Linked DNA regions of Homo sapiens: regions 1, 2, 3, 5 and 6 are each linked to region 4. A link is a loop called in an ENCODE intact Hi-C map of the cell type or tissue named here. Cell type or tissue: heart right ventricle. All regions are shown on one strand. Region 1 overlaps GCNT2 (glucosaminyl (N-acetyl) transferase 2 (I blood group)). Region 2 overlaps GCNT2 (glucosaminyl (N-acetyl) transferase 2 (I blood group)). Region 3 overlaps MAK (male germ cell associated kinase). Region 4 overlaps LOC101928146 (a long non-coding RNA gene). Region 5 overlaps MAK (male germ cell associated kinase). Region 6 overlaps GCNT2 (glucosaminyl (N-acetyl) transferase 2 (I blood group)).

The links. Peaks named below come from ENCODE experiments on the same cell type or tissue, not always from the same donor. Only the 100,000 strongest peaks of a DNase experiment are listed, where the experiment ranks them.
Region 1: a loop joins it to region 4, with 9 times the contacts of the local background. A loop is called at or near these places in 16 of 110 quality-filtered maps.
Region 2: a loop joins it to region 4, with 2.2 times the contacts of the local background. A loop is called at or near these places in 22 of 110 quality-filtered maps.
Region 3: it touches region 4 in a loop (3-fold over the local background); 46 of 110 quality-filtered maps call a loop at or near these places.
Region 5: a loop joins it to region 4, with 4 times the contacts of the local background. A loop is called at or near these places in 46 of 110 quality-filtered maps.
Region 6: a loop joins it to region 4, with 4 times the contacts of the local background. A loop is called at or near these places in 20 of 110 quality-filtered maps.

The regions. Positions count from the first base shown.
Region 1 is chr6:10,582,510-10,586,509 of GRCh38, forward strand. The region is part of intron 3 of GCNT2 (glucosaminyl (N-acetyl) transferase 2 (I blood group)); the gene reads left to right. Among named protein-coding and RNA genes, the nearest start is that of GCNT2, 63 kb to the left of the region's middle. RefSeq lists enhancers at 163-1,136, 3,085-4,000. In heart right ventricle, no CTCF peak of the experiment used is centred here; no DNase peak of the experiment used is centred here; H3K4me3 peaks cover 1,237 bases; H3K27ac peaks cover 3,686 bases.
Region 2 is chr6:10,623,362-10,627,361 of GRCh38, forward strand. GCNT2 (glucosaminyl (N-acetyl) transferase 2 (I blood group)) reads left to right here. Exons shown (of 5, transcript NM_145649.5): 5 at 3,056-4,000. The coding sequence ends at 3,246. Among named protein-coding and RNA genes, the nearest start is that of C6orf52, 69 kb to the right of the region's middle. In heart right ventricle, no CTCF peak of the experiment used is centred here; no DNase peak of the experiment used is centred here; H3K27ac peaks cover 358 bases.
Region 3 is chr6:10,799,808-10,803,807 of GRCh38, forward strand. MAK (male germ cell associated kinase) reads right to left here. Exons shown (of 15, transcript NM_001242957.3): 7 at 3,913-4,000; 8 at 2,085-2,252. Among named protein-coding and RNA genes, the nearest start is that of MAK, 37 kb to the right of the region's middle. In heart right ventricle, a CTCF peak has its summit at 1,625 (motif pointing left); a DNase peak (open chromatin) is centred at 1,624.
Region 4 is chr6:10,508,689-10,512,688 of GRCh38, forward strand. LOC101928146 (a long non-coding RNA gene) reads right to left here. Exons shown (of 3, transcript XR_001743961.2): 2 at 1,655-1,952; 3 at 1-615. Among named protein-coding and RNA genes, the nearest start is that of GCNT2, 11 kb to the right of the region's middle. In heart right ventricle, CTCF peaks have their summits at 2,000 and 2,201; a DNase peak (open chromatin) is centred at 2,043; H3K4me3 peaks cover 845 bases; H3K27ac peaks cover 2,224 bases.
Region 5 is chr6:10,793,296-10,797,295 of GRCh38, forward strand. MAK (male germ cell associated kinase) reads right to left here. Exons shown (of 15, transcript NM_001242957.3): 9 at 2,703-3,014. Among named protein-coding and RNA genes, the nearest start is that of MAK, 43 kb to the right of the region's middle. In heart right ventricle, no CTCF peak of the experiment used is centred here; no DNase peak of the experiment used is centred here.
Region 6 is chr6:10,608,660-10,612,659 of GRCh38, forward strand. All of the region lies in intron 3 of GCNT2 (glucosaminyl (N-acetyl) transferase 2 (I blood group)), which reads left to right. Among named protein-coding and RNA genes, the nearest start is that of C6orf52, 84 kb to the right of the region's middle. In heart right ventricle, no CTCF peak of the experiment used is centred here; a DNase peak (open chromatin) is centred at 1,791; H3K27ac peaks cover 4,000 bases.

The sequences.
Region 1 (4,000 bases), 74 kb after region 4:
CATATATTATATTATACATCATATATTATATATCATGTATAATATATATCATATATATTTAAATATATATAAACTATATATAAAATATTTATATATTTATATAAATATATATATTTTTTTTCCCATGGGCTAAAGGGGAGGCAGTGATGGGGAAGAAAAGAGTGGAATTTAACCTCCGGGAATAAAGCATTTGAAAACCTTAAGGTAAATGCTTTTTTTTTCCATTACTAAGAACAGAAATCAAAATATCAGTTCATTATGAGGGTCAGAAGTGTTGGATATTTTCCAAAAGAGAAACAACAACAACAACAATCATAGCTAATGCTTATGGAACATCTACCAGGTGCCCGGATTCTTGCCAAACCCTCAACAAGAGGTATCTCATTTAGTCTTGACAACCATTTGAAATAAGAGCCACTGTTCTTTATCTTTTCACAGTGGGAGGACCTGGTTGTGTAAAGAGGTTAAGTAACTTTACCCAGGCACTGTGAGCAGCTGGGATTTAGCCAAACAGACTGGCTTCAGCACCTGGACCAGGGAGCTGTGGAATTAAGGCTCTGGTTTCTATCCAGCTGAATGACATTGGGGAGAATATTTTTAAAGGCCTCAATGTGCTCATCTGTAAAAATAACGGGGTTGTGATGGGTGATCTCAAAGATCCCCGCCAACTCTCTAGCAGCTCACCAAATTAATATCCAAATCAATATCCATCGCATCCACGGCACTGTTGCCATTCATTCCTACAGTTCACTGTAGGAAGTTAAGGGGTGGAGTGGAGCAGAGAGGGGGCAGGGAAATGGCTGCATTGTGAATCAAATGTTTTCCTAACAGGAGCAGCTGTTCCAACTGGCACAAGCCCCGGCAGGTACGATTGCTAGGTGACTACAGGAGTGAGATGGGAGCAGGGCCCACTCTTAACATGCCTCGTGTGGCTGCCACAGTTGATCCTTTAGTTGACCAGTTAATTTCTCCCTTGGAAGTGTCCTTACCGTCCGCATCAATCCCCAGTGCACTTCACATTGGCTGCGAGATCGCTTGCAGCACTGCAAGCAGGTGAACTCTGAGAACCCTCTGTAATGCGACCAGACCTGTGCTTTTCCTGGTTCCCCTGAATTACACTGGCTGATACTTCCAGGAATTCTGCAGCAGCCCTGGTGGTTTTGTTCTTTCTTCAGAAAAGGAAGTTGGAGAGGGGGTTGGGTGGGAAGGAGAATGAGAATCCTTTAAGTTCTTTGAAATGACCTCAAATCTGAGGTTGTCAGGCTTTTAAAGAGAGCCAGTAGGTAGTCACTCCACATATTGTAGATAATACTGTGTCAACAGCTCAAGTTATCTGAAGCTCTCTTTGTGAAATGGGACCCAACTTTTGCTCTCTGGGAACACTATCACATTTCTCTCTGGCATGCAAACTTAGGTGTGTTTGATGAAGGGAGCCTGCCTCTCCACTCCTGTGGGTATTTCTTGCAAGGTGGAGATGAGAGACTGAGAAAAGAAATAAGACACAGAGACAAAGTACAGAGGAAGAAAAGTGGGCCCTGGGGGACCGGCGCTTAGTAAGTGAGGACCAACACCGGTGCTCACTTACTCTGAGTCTCTGAGTTCTCTCAGTATTTATTGATCACTATTTTTCCTATCTTGGCGAGGGGAATGTGGTGGGGCTATAGGGTGAAGGTGGGGAGAGGGTCAGCAGAAAAACATGTGAGTAAAGGAATCTGTGTCATAAATAAGTTTAAGGAAAAGTGCTGGGCCTAAATGTACACGTAGGCTAGATTTATATTTAACTTTACATAAACATCTCAGTGCAGTAAAGAGTAGTATTGCTGCCATGATGTCTCACCTGTATCCATAAGGCGATTTTCTCTTAGAGTAGAATGTATGGTTGGTTTTACATTTGTCATTCCATTCCCAGGGACGTGCGGGAGACAGACGCCTTCCTCTTATCTCAACCGCATTGAGGCCTTCTTCTTTCACTAATCCTCCTCAGCACAGACCCTTTACGGATGTCGGGCTGGGGGGCTGTAAGGTCTTTCCCTTCCCACGAGGCCGTATCTCAGGTTGTCTCAGTGGGGGGAAACCTGGACAATACCCAGGCTTTCTTGGGCAGGGGTTCCTGCGGCCTTCCGCAGTGCATTGTGTCTCTAGTTAATAGAGAATGGAGAATGGCGATGACTTTTACAAAGCATACTGCCTGCAAACACATTTTTACCAAGGCACATCCTGCACAGCCCTAGATCCATTAAACCTTGATTCAATACAGCACATGTTTTTGTGAGCACAAGGTTGGGACAAAAGTTACAGATTAACAGCATCTCAAAGCAGAACAAAATGGAGTTTCTTATGTCTTCTGTTTTCTACATAGACACAGTAACAATCTGATCTCTCTTTCTTTTCCCCACATTTACTTCATCATATGATATCAACACTGACTCTTTCATGTAAAATGTCAGTCCTAGGTTCCTTCCACCCTTGTGTCCTGCCTGTGCCCCCAAGGGTGTAATTCTTTGTTCCCTCTTCCCATAGTCAGTGTGTGTGTGTGTGTGTGTGTGTGTGTGTGTGTGTGTGTGTGTGTGCGCGCTATATTCTGACACATCATTAGAATCTAAATTAATCTACCTTGTTATATTTTTCTGCCACTGATAATCTTCTACTTAGTCATGTTACAAATGTATTTTTTAAAGTAAGTGTTTGAAGAGACAGGGTCTCACTGTCGCCCAGGCTGGAGTGCAGTGCTGCCATCATAGCTCACTGCAGCCTTGATCTCCTTGGCTCAAGCAATCCTCCCGCCTCAACCTCCTGAGTAGCTGAGACTACACGTGCGTGCCACCATGCCTGGCACACATTCATTTTTCATTATCTGTGTCTGTATGTGCCCAGAGGTACAGATAACACTAAAATGAAAAGAGGTGGCAGAGAACAGGAAGAGAAAGAAACCAGAGGAGCCGATATCCTTAAATGCTGTGGCTCCTAAGGACTGCCAGCAGGTTGTGGGGCTAGCCAGAAAAAACAGAGCCTCTGATTCTAGAAGGCTTGGAGAAAGCGTGAGAAGGGAGATCAGATCAGAATAGATTGATGGAAGGGAAAGGCGGTGAGGGTGAAGCAAGAGAAACTCGGCTCCAGTGAAAAGGACCCATCATTGCATTCCAGAACGTAATTTGCATTTCATATGTAAATGAGGAGGCTTCCTAGAGGCTGGACTGGGCTGGGCTTAGCTGAGCCTTTGCAAACAGCAGGGATTCAACCCTGGGGAACTGCAGACCAAAGTGAGAGAGGGACGCACCGCATCTCCAGGCACATCCAAAAAGGATGGACGAGACACCGAAGCAGAGGATACAGGAGGATTAAAGGATTCAGGAAAGCAAGCAGCCCTCCGGAGAAGCTGTCGAAATTCAAGACTGGCAAGAGAAGCAAATTCAACCTCTCACACCGATCATTTCTCATTCCCTGAAAAGAAGAGATTGTTTCCCCAGGGAAGTGAAAATAATGAACTTTTGGAGGTACTGCTTTTTTGCTTTCACTCTGCTCAGCGTGGTCATTTTTGTGAGATTTTACAGTAGCCAATTGAGCCCGCCAAAAAGTTATGAGAAGCTGAACAGTTCCAGTGAAAGGTATTTTAGGAAAACTGCCTGTAATCACGCCTTAGAGAAAATGCCAGTCTTTTTGTGGGAAAATATATTACCATCACCTTTGCGAAGTGTCCCTTGCAAGGATTACCTGACCCAGAATCACTACATCACAAGTCCCCTGTCGGAAGAAGAGGCTGCATTCCCTTTGGCCTATGTCATGGTCATCCATAAGGACTTTGACACCTTTGAAAGGCTCTTTAGGGCTATCTATATGCCCCAAAATGTCTACTGTGTTCACGTGGATGAGAAAGCCCCAGCTGAGTATAAGGAATCTGTGAGGCAGTTACTGAGTTGCTTCCAAAATGCTTTCATTGCTTCAAAGACAGAGTCTGTGGTTTATGCAGGCATTTCCAGACTCCAGGCTGACCTGAACTGTC
Region 2 (4,000 bases), 110 kb after region 4:
GCTCACTGGAACCTCCGTCTCCCGGGTTCAAGTGATTCTCATGCCTCAGCCTCCTGAGTAGCTGAGATTACAGGCACCCACCACCACACCCAGCTAATTTTTGTATTTTTAGTAGAGACGGGGTTTCACCATGTTGGCCAGACTGGTCTCAAACTCCTGACCTTATGATCCACCTGCGTCGGCCTCCCAAAGTGCTGGGATTACAGGCATGAGCCACCGCACCCGGCCTGTACTACCTTCATCAGCCCTCTTAGCACTTAGAATGATCTTCAACTTGGAGTGCCCATCTCTGATTACAGTGTCTTTGTCACCTCTACTAGTTTCCTTCACCTACTCACATCCTACTTATTTTACTGTCTTTCTTCCCAGAGCAGAAGCTCCAAGACAGCTAGGATTTTTGACCAGTTTGTTCACTGTTGTGTGTCCACACCTAAACCATGTTGTTTTTGGTTTGAATTGGGATTTCCAGAGGTTCAACATTTCAAGCTTTTTCCTTCTATGAGCTTCCTTCTGAGGACTCCCCGTCTGACCCGTGTATTGTAAGCCACTACAAGATGTCCTCACCAACATTTTTGGTCCTTTTGCCATTTTGACCCTACAAGGCTGATTCCTAACCCTAATCATTACCACCATCTGCCTTTTTTGCCGTTTGTACTTCCCTAGGCAGAGTATTGGTGGGGAGTGTTGCGGAACTCTCTTAAGACAAACCCACCATTGGGTCCTGTCATCTACCTTCAGCTAGGCCTCCTGGCTACCTACTTATCCTTTTGTTTACCTCATTATTTTCCTAGTGCCCTTCCTAAGGGACACCTTTTCAGCTTTCCTGCTCACCTTTAAGCTCCCAAGGTGTATTAGTCCGTTTTCACACTGCTGATAAAGACATACCCAAGACTGGGTAATTTATAAAGAAAAAGAAGTTTAATGGACTCACAGTTCCACGTGACTGGGGAGGCCTCACAATCCTGGCAGAGGGCAAAAGGCACATCTTACATGGTGGCAGGAAAAACAGAATGAGAGCCAAGAATGAGAGCCAAGCAAAAGAGGAAACCCCTTATAAAACCATCAGATCTTGTGAGACTTACTCACTACCACAAGAACAATCATGGGGGAAACTGCCCCCCACGATTCAACTATCTCCCACTGCATCCCTCCCACAACACATGGGAATTATGGGAGCTGCAATTCAAGATGAGATTTGGGTGGGGACACAGCCAAACCATATCACAAGGTTATGCTAAAACAGCCTTTCTATTCTCAAAAGCGACCATTTCAACTTGAAAAAGAACATTCAAGATATGTGATCAAAATTCATCATCTAGTCCCTTGTCAGGTCATCCTGCCCCACCATCTTAGAGCTGTGTGGACACCTTCTTTCATTGTTCCCTCCTGTTTCAAGAGGACAAGTCACCCATCCTCCCAACAAAAGCCGCCAGCTATGGTCTCAGCTATCTGTGGGCCCCCTCTCTCAGACCCTTGCTCTTTTGCATTCTCAGCCTCTCCCTTTCTGCTGCCTCTTTTCCTTTTCTCTGAAAGCCTGTACTCATTGCCCCTATCTTGAAGACATCGAGTTGTCTATGAACCTTCTGCTTTCTCCAGGCCGAAATATTCTTTCCTTGTTCACTTCCATTTCTTTAAGCGTGTGCTTAAGGCCTGTGTTTTTGGTTCTCGCCGCCTGGTCATTCTTTCACTTCCTACAATTCTGGCTTCTTTCCCCAATGACTTCTACTCTCTATTATGCTTCTTCCCAGCCCACTGAATTAATCACCATGTTCTATCTGTCCTTCTGTACTAGTGTCTTCAACATCCTCCCTTTCCCACTCATCACAGACATTAACTTTGAACAAGCTCTCCAGTTTGTGTTATTACTGCAGCCTCTTGGTTTCTAATGTACCTTGCAAAACACTTCAAAATTAATCTTGCTAAAATGAGTTTCATCACTTGATTCTTCTCTTCAAAAATCTTTAAGGACTGTCCATACTTGTGAGACACAAGGCCCAACCCTTCAGTCTGTGAAGTCAGTCAACCAGCAATTGTCCTGTGTGCCCAGAAGAATCTCTGGAAAATGGTTGCAACTTCCTACCATTCTTGTTTCTAACCTATTCCCAACAAAACCCCCTCTCCCAGCAGGAAGTCCCCACCCCAAAAGCTATTGAGGTTAAAAAAAAAAAAAATTTCAATATTGACGTGTTACATCACTGAGGTTTATCACACATCTAGGCAGAGGTGCAAAGTAGGCACTTGGATAGACCAGAGCTCAGGAAAAAGACTTACTCAACGCAACCCATAAAGATCTCTCCCACCTGTACCACTGTAGGACTTCTCATCTGTAACTCTCATTTAGTAATACCGTAGGCCCCCCTTATCCACGGGGGGATACATTTCAAGACCCCCAGTGGATGCCTGAAACCACAGACAGTACCGAACTCTAAATATACTTTGTTTTTCCCTGTACATGCATATCTATGATAAAGTTTAATTTTTGAAGTAGGCATAGTAAGAGGTTAACAATAATAACTAATTATAAAATAGAACAATTATAACAATATGCTGTAATAAAAGTTATGTGAATAAAAGTTCTGTGAATAAAAAAGTTATGTGTAATAAAAGATATATGCTCTCTTTCTTTCTCAAAATATCTTAATATTTTTGGATCGTGGTTGACTTCGGGTAGCTGAAACCTCAGAAAGCAAAACTGCAGATAAGGGGGGATTACTGTACATGAATGACCTTGTAACACCTATTATGTTACTAACACAATTTTCATATTAATTTTGATATACACAATAATTAACATAATTAAAATATTAACACCTGTTACTTTATGCCTTGTATGATTTAACTCTCATTTTTTTCAAATAACATATTTGTACCTCTTGTTCTTCTAAATAGAGTTCCAGTTCTTTGTGGGCTGAGACTGCACAATCATATTTCATTTGAATCCTGTACCATTGGCACAGTTGTAGTTAGTCGGAGAGTACCTCTAGTATTCTGTAAGTTCATCACCCTTTTGAAAGCAAGCATGTTTTGACTCTGTTTCTTGTTCTTTCTTTTGCAGGCCACTATGTACATGGTATTTGTATCTATGGAAACGGAGACTTAAAGTGGCTGGTTAATTCACCAAGCCTGTTTGCTAACAAGTTTGAGCTTAATACCTACCCCCTTACTGTGGAATGCCTAGAACTGAGGCATCGCGAAAGAACCCTCAATCAGAGTGAAACTGCGATACAACCCAGCTGGTATTTTTGAGCTATTCATGAGCTACTCATGACTGAAGGGAAACTGCAGCTGGGAAGAGGAGCCTGTTTTTGTGAGAGACTTTTGCCTTCGTAATGTTAACCGTTTCAGGACCACGTTTATAGCTTCAGGACCTGGCTACGTAATTATACTTAAAATATCCACTGGACACTGTGAAATACACTAACAGGATGGCTGGGTAGAGCAATCTGGGCACTTTGGCCAATTTTAGTCTTGCTGTTTCTTGATGCTCACCTCTATATTAGTTTATTGTTAGGATCAATGATAAATTTAAATGACCTCAGATCTTTGCACCAGATACTCATCATATACAAATGTTTTAGTAAAAAAGAGAATTGTAGATAATACTGTCTAGGAAAATAAGAATTAGGTTTCTTTGAAGAAGGAATCTTTTATAACACCTTAACAGTCACCACTGTGCTCAACCAGACAGATAGTGAAACAGCTTTCTGGGTAATTCACCAATTTCCTTTAAAACATAAGCTACCTGAATGGAGAATACATCTTGTTTCTGAGTTTCAACACTAGCATTTTTGGCTTACTCATGGACAAAGTTCTGTATATAGTATAAAGTCATTAACAAGAAACAGGATATGCTTTAAGACAGAATTCACTGTCTGTTGCTTCAGTAAAAGGACCTCGGGGAATAAAACATTTCTCTCTTATATGCCAGAATGTAGGCTGGTCCCTATGTCATGTCTTCCATTAAGAACACTAAAAAGTCCTTGCAAGAATGGAGATATGC
Region 3 (4,000 bases), 290 kb after region 4:
GAGGCCGAGGTGGGTGGATCACCTAAGGTCAGGAGTTCAAGATCAGCCTGACCAACAAGGTGAAACCCCATCTCTACTAAAAATACAAAAATTAGCCAGGTGTGGTGGCAGGCACCTGTAGTCCCAGCTACTAGGGAGGCTGAGACAGAAGAATTGCTTGTATCTGGGAGGCGGAGGGTGTAGTGAACCGAGATCACGCTACTGCACTCCAGCCTGGGCGATGGAGCGAGACTCCGTTTCAAAAACAAAAACAAAAACAAAAAAAAACTAAACAAAAAAACCCCTCTGGTCTCTACAAAAATACAAAAATAAGCCAAGCGTGGTGGCGGGCACCTGCAATCCCAGCAACTCGGGAGGCTGAGGCAGGAGAATCGCCTGAACCCAGGAGGCGGAGGTTGCAGTGAGTGGAGATCATGCCACTACACTCCAGCCTGGGCAACAGAAACTCCATCTCAAAAAAAAAAGAAAATACACATACACATTTCAGTATTTTTCTTGTGTTTCTGTAGGAGTATTATATTAAGAATTAAAAATAATTTTCTCTGTCTTATCTTTCCATTTTAAGATTTTTACATAGAGAAAAATTTTACTTTTTATGTAATCAAATTGTTTGAATCTTCCTTTTGTGGTTTCTTCTATTATTTTTATACCCGTGTTTTTTCACCTTGAGATCAAATACACATGTATGCTTTCCTTTTGTTTCTAACAGTTTAGGGTGCTTTTTTTTTTACACTTTGAAAATGTAATCCTGGTCGGGCGCGGTGGCTCACACCTGTAATCCCAGCACTTTGGGAGGCCAAGGAGGGCAGATCACCTGAGGTTGGGAGGTCGAGACCAGCCTCACCAACATGGAGAAACCCTGTCTCTACTAAAAATACAAAATTAGCCAGGCGTGGTGGCTCATGCCTGTAATCTCAGCTACTCGGGAGGCTGAGGGTGGGAGAATCACTTGAACCCAGGAGGCAGAGGTTGCGGTGAGCCGAGATCATGCCATTGCACTCCAGCCTGGGCAACAAGAGTGAAACTCCATCTCAACAACAACAACAAAATGTAACCCTTCTGTGAGTTGTAAAGTATGGTGAGCAGTAAGGACCTCAATTTATTTTTTTCCCTAAGAGCTAATGAATTTTCCCAGTATCACCCACTGAGCCGTCCTCCCCTCTTTGTGATGCCACGTTTGTTTACCTTGTGCTGACTCATATGTTCTGCAACATTCAGCTATTTGTCAATTCTTATGCCAGTACTTCCACTGTTACCATCATCAATTTAAAGATTACTTTAATATCTGATGGGGCAAGCTGTCCATCCCTATCACCGCTCTCTAATTCCTTATTCTTGTTTTAACATATCTTGACTATCCTTTCCCATTTGTTCTTCCAGATGACATTTAGAAAACATTTTCTCAAGATTAATTTTAAAAAAAGCAAAATAAATTTTTGTAATTTTCACATGGAATTTATATTTAAATGATGAGAATACAATAAAGTTTATTATTGCCTTTTTATTGAAGCCTTGCAGACAAAAACACTGGGTTTAAAGGCCCTAGACTTGGAATACATCTGTAGATATGTCAGGTGTAGTCACAAAGGAACAAAGCCTGGGTGCCACAATGCTGCCCTCTTGTGGCAGCCAGAGGCTGCACACTCCAGTCCCAGCAAGGGATGATACTGTTGTATAAAGTGAACCAGAATCCCACCCCTAAACTGTAAAGGCAGCATAGGAAAGTCTACTATGTGGAATGATTCATGAGATGCCTTTTTGCTTCCATGACAGATTCCTTCATAACTAGTCTGTCGCAGGTCTGAATTTTTATCATTGCAGATTGATTCCTTGTTGCAACCTCAGGGTTCTTCATTTGAACCACAAAACTCAGAAAATCATTGGTGTGGCTATTTCTGCATTTCTCCCAATGATATTATATGCCTAGAAATTAATTTATTACATACGCTGGATGCCTAGGACTTTGTGTTTAATTCTCTTAGTAAAATCCTGGTTGAGAATAGACCTGCCTTTGTAAATGAAAACATCCCTGATATTACAAAACCTAAACATTTTTAAAGGTCTAACAGGAAGACTCCTCTTACCTGGCTTGCTGTCGGTCGTTTCTTTGGATCCCAATTCAACATTTCGGTCATGAGCTGAATAGCTTCATTACTGGCATTGGGAATAAGAGTTTTTAAGTTTATAGGAACACACTGGGGAAAACGGAAGTTCATAGAGGATGCCAGCTGGTATCCTTCTGGCCAGTCACTCTGTTTCAGGAATATATAAGTGCAGGTGGGGAGGGCAAAACAAATTGTTTTTAGTAATCCATTTAAAAAACACAGCAGTAATATAAACATCATTTATGTTTGAACATTTTCATGTTGATCCATATAAACATGAAAATGAAATACCAGACCACGTCTATAATTTAGTGCTACGACAGTATAGAAAGAACATTAAGCTGAGAGTTAGGAAACAATGCGAAAAGCACTTTTATAGCTTTTTTTTGTTTGTTTTTTTGTGTTTTTTTTGAGACAGGATCTGGCTCTGTTATCCAGGTTGGAGTGCAGTGGAGCAATCATGGCTCACTACAGCCTCACCCTCCCGGGCTCAAAAGATCCTCCTACCTCAGACTCCTGAGTAGCTGGGACTACAGGTGCGCACCATCACACCTGGCTAATTTTTTTTTGTGGAGACGGGGTTTCACTATGTTGCCCAGGCTGGTCTTGAACTCCTGGGCTCAAGTGATCCTCCTGCCTGGGCTTCCCAAAGTGCTGGGACTACAGGCATGAGCCACCATGCCCGCCTTTATAAATTTTGCAATATTAAGCTCTTGTCTGGTTTTAGATCCTGATGGTGATGTTGCTGTGATGATACCTGGGTTAACTCTGAACAAATAAGGAAAAGTGCTTTACAAAGAGGCTGACTGTGAACAAAGATCCTTGTCGTGTATATTACCCATTGCATACAATGTTAAAAATGCACATATCTGGGAAATGACAATTACATTAAAGCTTTAATATCTACATTTACTTGTGTAATGTTAACTACAAGGCACTTACTAATTTAATTAGGATGTCATTATATACACACTTATAAAGCACATTTCAGAAAGAAAGGTGTAGATGAAATATAGTTAATTGAAAAGCACTCAGTTCAAGAAGTCAAATATCCACAGGGGAGATATAAAAAAGGAAACAAGAAACGGTTAAGAAAAAACAAGGTTCAAGACACCAGGGGTTAACAGGTGATGCCAATGGCCAGCCACAGAATGAGCAGGAAAGAGCTCAAGCAAGGCTGTCTGTACAGTGTCAGCTGGGCATCACCCCCAAGTTACACTCTAAACACACAGAATTTTTCCTGAAGTTCTTAAGGAAAGGCAAGCACCTGTTTTTCTTCAGCTGGTGGGATTCTGGCTTCTTGCAATCCTTAACCCACTCCGATTAAAAAAATAAGGATTACAGCCGGGCGTGGTGGCTCACACCAAGTAATCCCAGCACTTTGGGAGGCTGAGGTGGGCAGATCGCAGATCGCTTGAGCTCAAGAGTTCAAGACCAGCCTGGCCAACATGGTGAAATCTCCTCTCTACTAACAATAGAAAAATTGACCAGGCGTGGTGGTGCACACCTGTAATCCCAGCTACTTGGGAGGCTGAGGCATGAGAATTGCTTAAACCTGGGAGGTGGAGGTTGCAGTGAGCTGAGATTGAGCCACTGCACTCCAACCTGGGCAACAGAGCAAGACTCCATCTCAAAAAAAAAAAAAGAATTATAAGAAAATTAATCATTAAAGTATGAGCCTATTTCAAAATGAAAATATCAGATATCTAGGCAAAAGTTGTAAATAATCAAAATTATAAAATTAAAAGCAAAGTAGCAAGATAGAAATAATCAAAAGTTATAGCAACTTAGGGACAAGAGTACTTACTTTTTTGGGAGTCCCTAAAACTTGGCAAATTTTAAAGATTTCATCGACCTCACTTGTCCCTGGGAAAAGTGGCCTTAACATATAGAGT
Region 4 (4,000 bases):
GATAAAAGACTTAGAGGACATTTATAAATATAAATGTTATTAGAATTAGGTGACCTTCAAAGGAGTACTGAATACGCCTGTTGGTTTTGGTCACAAAGTTTCCCAAATCATTTTTGTTTTGCTTCGATTATATTTACCTAATCCTGATAAGTTTCACCCGAATGAATAAATGTTATCGCTCTGAGCTTCAAAGTGCAAATATTTTACCAGCCTCATTGAAAAGCACAAATATTATCTTTAGCATAGATTGGTTTCTCAGGGTAGAAAACTGCATATAAGAACAAATCTCATGAAGTTAAGGTTATCTCATTCCCTATTTAATTTGTCCTTTAGTTGAATAGTGAGTTAGAGCTAGAGACATGCTTATAAAATTTTGTTTTCTGATGTCTTCTCTGTAGGACAAATGGAAGGAAAGATTTTTGGAAGCAGCTTCTTGTGTCCGACCCGCTGTGATCAGCTGCTACTCCCAGGTCTGGGGTTAGATGGCTTTGTGACTTTCCTTCTCTGGATGGCATTTTGCTTTCCTCTGTAAAATGGTGTGATGAATGAGATGACCTCTAAGCCTCTTTCCATGTCTGTCACTGGACTGTCCTCTTATGTAGCCATTTAAGTTTTCTAATTAAAAAAAAAAAATTTAAAATTTGATGCTCAGTTAAGTTACATCAAAATAATTAAAATGAAACTACAGGTTGAGTATCCCATATCCAAAACGCTTGGGACCAGAAGTGTTCTGAATTTCAAGTTTTTTCTAGGTTGGAAAATTTGCATATACATAATGAGATGTCTTGGGGATGGGACCCAAGTCTGAACATGAAATTCATTTATATTTCATATACACCTTATGCACATAGCCTGGAGATAATTTTATACACTATTTTAAATAATTGTGTCCAAGAAGCAAAGTTTTGGCTGCTGTTCGACTGAGACCCATCACATGAAGTCAGGTGTGGAATTTTCCACTGATGGTGCCACATTAACTCTCAAAAAGTTTTGGATTTTGGAGCATTTCAGATCTCAGATTTTCAGACTAGGGATGCCGAACCTCTATGTAATTTTGCTTTGAATGTGTCTGGGACACTGGGGAAATTTTGATTTTTAAGATTCATCTCTAATTCTGAAAATAACCTGGTTGGGTGCAGTGGCTCACGCCTGTAATCCCATCATTTTGGGAGGCTGAGTTGGGCAGATCTCCTGAGGTCAGAAGTTCGAGACCAGCCTGGCCAACATGGTGAAACCCTGTCTCTACTAAAAGTGCAAAAATTAGCTATGCATGGTGGCACACACCTGTAGTCCCAGCTACTTGGGAGGCTGAGGCAAGAAAATCGCTTGAGCCTGGGAGGCAGAAGTTGCAGTGAGCCAAGATCGCGCCACTGCACTCCAGCCTGGGTGACAGAGGGAGACTTCGTCTCTAAATAAATAAATAAAATCTAAGTGATGGCACGTCACCCCGGGGCATCTTTCCACTTTCACATTCTCTCCTGGCTGCTTTACCTGCCCTGCCAGCACAGTCCAGAGGGCCCCCACTAGCATTCCACATGCCAGGCCTTGCTTAGATGGAAGGCCTTTTCTTCCATCTAATCTAACCTGTCTCTTGTCCCATTTTTCCAGAACCTCTATTGGATGGCATTTTCTAGAACCTCTATTGGTTACTTACGGCATAATGAGATATATAGAGGTTATTGCTAGGTCATCCTTCTTGACTCAAATCTCATTTAAGCAATTAGCTTCCTTATGAAACTTCATAAGGGTCATTGTGGATCCCTTGGCTGGCTGATGGGGCTGAGATCTTGGGATAGGCAGGTTTTTCCTTGCGCCTCGAATGCCACGTTGAATACTCCTCATGTCTTTGGAGACATGTCCTTCCCTTCGAGCTGCTCCCAGTCAGGTGAGGAATAAAATGCTATGATGGCGTGAAAATTCTCCCTTGGTCTCATCCATAGATTTGCAATCACCTAAAAAAAAAAAAGGAAGAGTGTGCCAAGCCACCCCATATAGAGCCACTGTGTGGCAGCACTGCCTCTCGCCAAAGCTTGGGCCACTCGGTGTCAGGCAAAGTGCAGTGGGGTGAGTTTCCAGTTCACTGGCGGTACAGGTAGCCCCTAGAAGCGATCGTGTGCAGTGAGAATAGCTAGCATTTCAGAGTGTTCACTATGCGTGAATACTGCTCAGAGTGCATTCTACTTATTAACACATCAACTCACAAAACAGCCCTACTGGTATTATCTTTATTTTACTGACAAAGAAATTAAGACAGATAGGAAAAGTGATTTGCCCAACGTCACACAACTAGGAACTAGCAAAGCCAGGATCTAGACCCACGCAAACCTCTCTTTGAAGCTCATGCTTTGCTACCAAATATCGTGTCATTCTGGCATTCACGAGGAAATCTTGAAAATAAAGCAAAAAGTTGTAAAATGGTATCAAGTCCACAATCGCTGTCTTGATGTAGTGCAAGCACAGTGGTATACAAGGGACATCCGTAGATACAGAGGAGAGGGTCAGCAAACCTTCTCTGGTAAAGGCCAGATGGAAAACATTTTAAGCTTCGGTGGTCAGATGTGGCAACAACTTAGCCCTGCCATTGTAACGTGAAAGCAGCCATAGGCCCTGTGTAAACAAATGAGGACGGCTGTGTTCCAATAAAATTGTATTTATGGACACCGAAATTTGAATTTCATATAATTTTCATGTGTCACAAAACATTTTTCTTCTTTGGATTTTCTCCCAACCATTTTAAAATATAAAACCATTCTAGCTGAGAGATTGTCTAAAAACATGCAGCGAGCCAGACTGGACCCCCCCAGCTGTGGTTTTGCTGATCTCTGGTATAGAGGAAAGAAGGGTGGCTAAACTTAATTCGGTGAGTGCCTACCATAAGCAAGGTGTTGAAAGTGCAGTGACCAGCAGACCGAAATAGTTCTCCATGGGACATTATGTTGAGTGAAATAAGCCAGGCACAGAGAGACAAATATTGCATGATCTCACTCATGTGGAATCCACATAGAAGTAGAGAATAGAACAGTGGTTACCAGAGAATGGGAAGGGAAAGGAGCAGGGGGGTGATGAGAGATGGATCAACAGGTGCCAAGCTATAGATAGAGAGGAAGAATAAGCTCTGGAGTTCTACTGCATAGGAGGAGGATTACAGTTAATAATAATGCATTGTATATTTCAAAATACCTGGAAGAGCAGTTTTTGAATGTTCTGATAACAAACAATAAATGTCTAAGGTGATGGATATGCTAATTACCATGATTTGATCATTACACAATGTATACATGTATTGGAACATCATGCTGCATCCCATAAATACGTATAATTACCACCTGTAAATCATACATTTAAAAATAAAATATTAACTTTTTGTTTTAAAAATAAATAGTCCTCCATGGACTAGTGGTAGAGCAAACAAACAAGCAATTGTAGGAGTACAAGGTTTTATTAGGGCAGGTGAAGGGCTTCTAACCCAGACTTGGAAGAGCAAGGAAGGGTCACCAGGGAAGCAGTGTCACATAGGGACCTGAAAGATGAGTAGGAACTCAAGACAAGGCAGGGGGAGAGAATATTCCAGGTAGATGGCCTATGCAGTGAGAAGAGATAAGCTTGAGGCTAGGCACAGTGGCTCATGCCTATAATCCCTTTGGGGGGTCAAGGAAGGAGGGTCCCTTGAGCCCAGGGGTTCAAGACCAGCCTGGGCAACATAGTGATACCCCGTCTCTACAAAAAAACGATTTTTATTTTTTTATTTTATTTTATTTTTTTTGAGACGGAGTTTCACTCTTGTTGCCCAGGCTGGAGTGCAATGGTGTGATCTTGGCTCACTGCAACTTCCACCTCCCGAGTTCAAGCGATTCTCCTGCCTCAGCCTCCCTAGTAGCTGGGATTACAGGCATGTGCCATCATGCCCAGCTAATTTTGTATTTTTGGTAGAGATGGTGTTTCTCCATGTTGGTCAGGCTGGTATCGAACTCCCAATCTCAGGTGATCTGCCTGCCTCGGC
Region 5 (4,000 bases), 280 kb after region 4:
AACTTGACCAACAGTACTGACAAATGGATCAACGTCAATCTAGAGAAAGGTTCTAGTAGCCTGCCCAAGATCTCACGGTCGTTCTATTCATCATGAAGATTCAGGAGCAAAACAGACAACTAAACAAATACACAGCTGGCAACAAGCTGGGCAGAATGGGTAAACTGAGAAGAAAAAATACAGATTCAAAAATAATTAGAAATTGAAGAGGTAAGAGATCTTGCAACTTTTTGAATCCTAGAGATGAAATACACAAGTCAGAGGTACAGAATATGCAATTTAGGAGAAGCATTTGTGAAAAAACAGGTATACTTAGAAATTTTAGTTAACACAGTACTTAATCCCAGCTCTGGAACTCACCTATATAAAAATGTGTGTGTGGCGGGGCTGGGGGCTAGGTTATTCTCTTTAACTTAGAGAATGCACACAGCGTCCCTCGCATATGCATGGCACTTGGAAGCTACTCAATAAATATTAACTTCCTTTCCTTCCCTCACAATATGAGTCAACAATTGATGCATCTTCCAAGGGGTCATGGGGAGGACTGTCATCGTTGGTGGCACGAGTGCACATATGGTTTAGAATGTCGGAGGTGATTCGCCCTGCTCTATATTCCCTGCCTGCTGTCTGCCTCTAGCTCTGGCAACCTCATTCTAAGTGGAAAGCAAGATGAGAGGGGACTTAAAGACACATTCATAATAGGAACTGAGAGTTATCAGTCATTGGTGAATGGTGTTATATGCAGAGCCCTTAAGGGAATTGGAGAAGTTTCTCTAGAGAAAAGGGCAGATAATATAAGGGCTATTTTCAAATATCTAAAAGGCTGCCTTTCTAGAAAAGTGATTAGCCTTCATTAAAAGCTAGAAAACCAGATTTTACCCAGTATTAAGGAAGAACTTTCTAATATTCAGAACTGTTCCAAAGATAAAAGTGGACTCCCCAGGACCCCAGAGGTGGTTTACAAGTCATGTGGGCAATTATTCATTCCTTCATTCACTGAACAAATATCTACTGAGAATCTACCATGTGGCAGGCACTGGTCGGGGTGCTGAGGCTGTACTGATAAACACACAAACATTCCTGACCTCACTGAGCTTGCTGCATTCCAGAGGAAGAGACAAATAAACAATAAACATAAGAAGTAATTAACAGTATGTTAGAATGTGATTAGTGCTATTGGGGGACGAGGAGGCCTTGCTTATCTAGGTTGGTGGGGCAGTTGGGGACTGGAAGGAAATAGATACAGTGCTGTATAAGACCGATTTCCATCCTAAAATGCCATAATGCAAACACATTTGGGAGTGTATACCCAGTGGGACAGCTAAAATACTACAGCAACTGAAGAGCTCCTGGAGCTGAACAAAAGATGGAAGAAAAAGTTTTATACTATGCCTGACACTTTAAAAACCTATTCTGGCCAGGTGCGGTGGCTCAGGCCTGTAATCCAAGCACTTTGGGAGGCCAAGGAGGGTGGATCACCTGAGGTCAGGAGTTCAAGACCAGCCGGACCAACATGGAGAAACCCCATCTCTACTAAAAATACAAAATTAGCTGGGCATGGTGGCACATGCCTGTAATCCGAGCTACTCAGGAGGCTGAGGCAGGAGGATTGCTTGAACCTGGGAGGTGGAGGTTGTGGTGAGCTGAGATCACACCATTGCACTCCAGCCTGGGCAACAAGAGCAAAACTCTGTCTCAAAATAATAATAATAATAATAATAAATAAAAACCCATTCTCTCCATGTTCCTTAGCATTTAAGAACACTGTAAAATGAAAGTACTGTTAAAAATTCTTAAGATTTAGGATCAGTACTCTGGAGTACCCGATTCTTTTAAATTCTTTCTTTGAATTCTTCTGCATTGAAAGAATTTTAGGCCGGGCTTGGTGGCTCACGCCTGTAATCCCAGCACTTTGGGAGGCCGAGATGGGTGGATCATCTGAGGTCAGGAGTTCGAGACCAGCCTGGCCAACATGGTCTCCACTAAAAATACAAAAATTAGCTGGGTGTGGTGGTGGGTGCCTATAATCCCAGCCACTCAGGAAGCTGAGGCAAGAGAACTGCTTGAACCTGGGAGGTGGAGGTTGCAGTGAGCCAAGATCGTGCCATTGCACTCCAGCCTGGGCAAATAGAGTGAAACTCCGTCTCAAGAAATAAAAAAGAAAAGCCCAGGTGCAGTGGCTCATGCCTGTAATCCCAGAACTTTGGGAGGCCAAGGCGGGTGTATCACTTGCAGTCAGGAACTCAAGACCAGCCTGGACAACATGGTGAAACCCCATCTCTACTAAAAATACAAAAAAATATCCAGGCGTGGTGGTGGGCGTCTGTAATCCCAGCTACTTGGGAGGCTGAGGCAGGAGAATCGCTTGAACCCAGGAGTCAGAGATTGCAGTGAGCTAAGGTCGTGCCACTGCACTCCAGCCTAGGCAACAAAAGCGAACCTCCGTCTCAAAAAAAGAAAAAGAAAAAAGACTGAAGACTGTAGCATGTAAACTTGGTTACTTTTATCCTGAAAGTTTTTCTTTTTATAAACCATATTAGAATTTTAAGTGATCTCATGTCAAGCTCCAACCAGAGGACTCAGGGTCTTTAACAAAGAAAAATCTTTTATATCTTTTCCAACATTATTAGAAATGCCTCGAAAAAAATCTTAATTGCACGAGTCAAACTATTTCATTGCAAGTGTCATGACTGGCTACTCACAGTTGGCATGTTTTTGACGATGCTCGGGAATAGCGTTTGTGGCGGTTTCTCCTGACTCTGTTGCTTTGGAGGTTGCTGGACGCTCAGGTTCTGTGGCGGCTGAATGGGCTGCAGTGGCTGCTGGCTAGTTTTTGGCTGGGGTTGTCCAACAACCTGATCGATTATATCCGGCAGAGGCTTAGGCTCTACCTCAACTAAAGATGGCTTTGATTCTAATGGTTGCAGCTGCTTATTTAAAGACTGTTTTGATTCCAGATGATTTGACGAAGGGCCTAATACCTGACCAACTTGAAAATATGGGTGTTTCAATGCCTATAAAAACACAGAGAAAACAACAAATGGAAAACAGTTCCACCTAAATGTATTGCACATAAACTATGGTTGGCCCTGTGCGAGGCATTTATCATTAGCCCACATGAGCTTCAAAGATTTAGAAAGCAGCCATCATTCCCTATACAGTGCCTCTTTTAAAAGATAACCAGAAAAAAATGATTTGAGAAATAAATTGCATTAAAAAATTAAAAGTGGCTGGGCATGGTGGCTCACGCCTATAATCCTAGCACTTTGGGAGGATGAGGTGGGAGGATCACTTGCGGTCAGGAGTTCAAGACCAGCCCGACCAACATGGTGAAACCCAGTCTCTACTAAAAATACAAAAATTAGCCAGGCGTGTTGGTGGATGCCTGTAACCCCAGTTATACGGGAGGGTGAGGCATGAGAATCGCTTGAACCTGGGAGGAGGAGATTGTAGTGAGCCAAGATTGTGCCACTGCACTTCAACCTAGGCAACACAGCGAGACTCCACCTCAAAAAAAAAAAAAAAAAAGTACTAGTAGGAAAAAATAGAAAGCTCACTTGTTATTATAACATCTAAGCAAAACAGCTGTTCTATTTATTTAAAGATTTGTTAGTGAAAATAAAATGTAATTTATAGACATTGGCTAAATTAATGTGATTACTTCAAGCTAAAATACTACACACCAATAATGGTTTAGAGTACACTCAAAGACATTAAAAAGTGAATTAAGAAAATCTTCCATATAGATTATTTGAAATGATTAACCAGAGCTGTATGTAAAATTCCGGGTTACTCTCAGCCTGAGTACAACAATATACCTACTAGTAATAAAAAAAAAATCTAAAGAGGGGACAACAAACACATACTGTTGAAGTTTATTTCATCGGTATACCAGCAAAGAGAAGACATTTATGGGAAGAAAATATAAAAATATTATGAAAAATGATCACTGTTTGAGTTTTATCTAGATCAGTCACCTGACTGCTTGCATGAGAGGGAA
Region 6 (4,000 bases), 100 kb after region 4:
CATTGTCTCTAATAAACAAACACAAAAAGAGAGGCTACCTTAGGGTTTTAACTTTAGTAACTTAGTTCCTAACAAGGTTGAGCATGTTTTCTTATGTTAGACATTTGCATAAGCCAAGGTGCAAAGAGCTGTGTGAAAATGGAAGACCAATTCAGGAATTCCCAGATGTGTGGCAGGACATTTGGGTGTGTGTGGACATTGTTGAAAGATGAGGCCTGGAACCCAGTGTTGCAAACTACATGTCAACAGGGCCAGACAATGTAGGTGAATGAAACACGTTGGGGCCAGGGTGGCCAGAGAGCTCCTGGATGCCTAAAACCCCGGTGAATTGTTGTCAAGGGACAATAGGAATTCAGACTTCCATAGAAAATCTGGTTTTTCCATGTTGGCTCAATTCCACCCTACTGCAGGGGTCAAACCAAACAGGCCTACCAATCAAATGTGGTTTATGGGCTCCCAGTCTGCTGTTTGTAGTCTGGAGGTGTCTTAGTTTATTTTCTGCTGTGTAACAGAATCCCTGAGACTGGGTAATTTATAAGAAAAGAGGTTTATCTGGCTCCTGATTCTGGAGGCTGGGAAGCTCAAGAGCACAGCAGTGGCATCTGGTGAAGGCGTTCATGCTGCATCATCTCATGGCATAAAGTGGAAGGGCAAGAGAGCACATAAGAGTGAGAACCAAGAGAGGGTCAAGCTTGCTTTTACAATAAATCCACTCCTGTGATAATGAGCCCAATCCTGCAATTATGAACCCATACTCAAAATAATGACATTAGTCCATTCATGATGTCAGAGCCCTCATGACCTGGTCAGTTCTTAAGGTCCCACCTCTCAAAACTGTTGCACTGGGGATCAAGTTTCCAACACATGAATTTTGGGGGACACATTCAAACCATAGCAGAGGGCAAGATTGTAAAAGCTCTTATGTGTTGTGGTCAGCATTTTGGGATCTTCCTGGCCGGAATGTGATCTATAGAACTGAAGTGATGGGTCTGGCCAGGGTTATAATTCTGAGGAGCTGGCTGGGGCAGTCTGCTTGGTTAGTGACAGTATGAAGCAAAGGAAAGAAATGACAGTTCAGAATCTAGCTCTTGAGGGAGGAGATAAGCATGAAGCTGGGTCCAGGGGAACAAATGTAGAAATGTAAAATGAGAAATGAAGTGAGGAGTTGGAATTCTGGTAAGGGTGGTAAGAGGCGGCAGAAGAGGTCTAGGATGAGACCAAGTCTGAGTTTGCTTGTTTGTTGGAGGGTGAGTGGTGGTGGGGCATCTCAAGCTGGCTTGAAAAATCAGACACAGGGTCAACCATTCAAATAGAAGGGTGACAGGATCAGTGCTGATTATAGGAAGAGCCATCTGGTGGTATTGACTGCATCTGGTGGAAATACTGCAGACAGAGAGACCCACTGGCAGGCAATTACAGTCTTCTTGATGAGAGATGTTGAGCACCTGAGTGAGGACTGTGGCATCAAAGGAAAGCAAAAGGTATGTGTTTGAGCAATGCTATTATCAACCAGCTTGGAGAACTGCTGGTAGATTGGAAATCCATTGGCGACTCCTGTACTGTGCAAAATTTCAACAGTCGTAGCTGGAAGGGAATAACTAGTGCATTAGGTTAATCGTGAAGGTGAAAGATTTTGAAGTATGGCAGGGTTTAGTGGAGCAAAGAAGGGAACATTCTCAGGCTACATGTCTGGGAATATGGAAGCTGAAGGCCTTCACCACCTCAGGAAAATCTGCTATAATTAGAAGAGTGTTTGACAAGAGCTAAAAATTATAAACAGCAGAGATGCATAGGCAGGCGGCCAATGGACCATGTCAGCATTGTAATGAAATCTGAACTGCTCTGAGCCAAGGATTGCCTATGTTTCTCAACTTTTTACTGACATTGCCTAGTCTTCACCAGAAGACTGTCCAAGAATGACTCTGGCTTGAAGGCATTTAGGCTGCTACTGAAGATATTAATAAATATAAATTCTCTAGATACATTAAGCTGAAAACCCCAAGAATATCCCATTCATGGCTTTACCTCCACCATCTACTCTGGAATGTTGGAGGCATGCAAGAAAGTATTTGAATAAGTGAGTAAATTATCTGGAAACAAAATCAACAAGTTCTTTAGCACATCTGCACTCCTAAACTAGAGCCTAGAAAATTCACTTAAATTTTCTAGGCTGTAGTTCACATAGCTTGGTAACGAGGGGGAGGCATTAGGAAATTTTTGAAATCCATTCAATTCTAAAATTCAGGGGTTTTCCTCCTTTCTTCATTTCATCTTTTCCTTTTAAACTAAGGAGTGAATTTGTTGGCAGTTATGCGAGATGAGTGCAGAGATGTCATATTAAGAATGCTATACCACTGTCTCAGGGACTACAAAACTAGAAACATCCACATCAAACAAAACAGGGTCTCTTTTAGTAAGTTTCTCGTGTTAAAAATCCTAAATAGGCCAAATGTGATGGCTCATGCCTGTAATCCCAGCACTTTGGGAGGCCAAGGTGGGAGGATTGCTTGAGTCCAGGAGTTTGACAGCCTGGGCAACATAGTGAGAGGAGAGCCATGTCTATTTGAAAAAAAAAAAAAATCCTAAGTGATCAATTGATCACTTGAACTGGTTCAATTGATCAATTGAACCAGTACTGGGTGGAAACAAATATATACTTTTAATTTCTTTCTTTCTTTTTTTTTTTTTTTGAGACGGAGTCTCGCTCTATTGGCAGGCTGGAGTGCAGTGACGCGATCTCAGCTCACTGAAACCTCCGCCTCCCGGATTCAAGCAATTCTCCTGCCTCAGGCTCCCAAGTAGCTGGGACTACAGGTGTGCGCCACCACGCCCGGCTAATTTTTGTATTTTTAGTAGAGACGGGGTTTCACCATGTTGGCCAGGATGGTCTCGATCTCTTGATCTCGTGGTCTGCCCGCCTCGGCCTCCCAAAGTGCTGGGATTACAGGCGTGAGCCACCATGCCCGGCCTATGTACTTTGAATTTCCAAAAATGACCCAAATTAGCAATCAGAATAAGAGGCTACAAGTTATTTAACACTACAATTCCCTGCCATTTGGTAATTTTCCATTTTTTTTGTTGTTAAAGTTAATTGAATTATTAGAATTAGTCACAAGCACAATTACTAAATTAATGAAGCAAATAAAGCTTAGATGTATATCAATAAACTTTTGTAAAAAATATAAAAGCAATACAACATTAAAGAAAGTTTTATAAGTAAGGAAAACACTGGTATTTCCTCCACTCACATTTCACATGCAAATATTTGTGCATGGTTTATTAATAGTATACAATTTCATATTCTGGTGTTTTTGTGGGGTTTTTTTTTTGTTTGCTTGTTTTTTTGATTCAGAGCCTCACTCTGTTGCCCAGGCTGAAGTGCAGTGGTGCAATCTCGGCTCACTGCAACCTCTGCCTCCTGGGTTGGAGCAATTCTCCTGCCTCAGCCTCCCAAGGAGCTGGGATTACAGGTGTGTGCCACCACGCCCGGCTAATTTTTGTATTTTTAGTAGAGACAGGCTTTCACCATGTTGGCCAGGCTGGTCTTGAACTCCTGACCTCAGGTAATCCACTCCTCTCAGCCTCCCAGAGTGCTGAGATTACAGGCGTGAGCCACCGCGCCCGGCCTTTGTTTTTGTTTTAACTTTAGATCAATCATTCTTAACCAGGGGTGATTTTGCACCTGAGGGGACATTTGGCAATGTCTGGAGAGATTTTGGTCTGTCACATCTGTGGTTGGGGACCTGCTACTGGCATCTAGTGGGAAGAGACTGGGAACACTGCTAAACATCCTAAACGACATAGGTCAGCCCCCACGACAAAGAATTACCTGGTCCAAATGTCGATAATGCTGAGGTTGAGAAAACTGCTTTAGATTATAGTAAAAAAAGCGGTCTTTTCCACAGAAACATTATCCCCATGATTTTATTAAAGGGATTATATTTTCAACCATGTATTTAGTGGTTATGTATGCCAGGCATTGCAAAGCACTGTACACAGA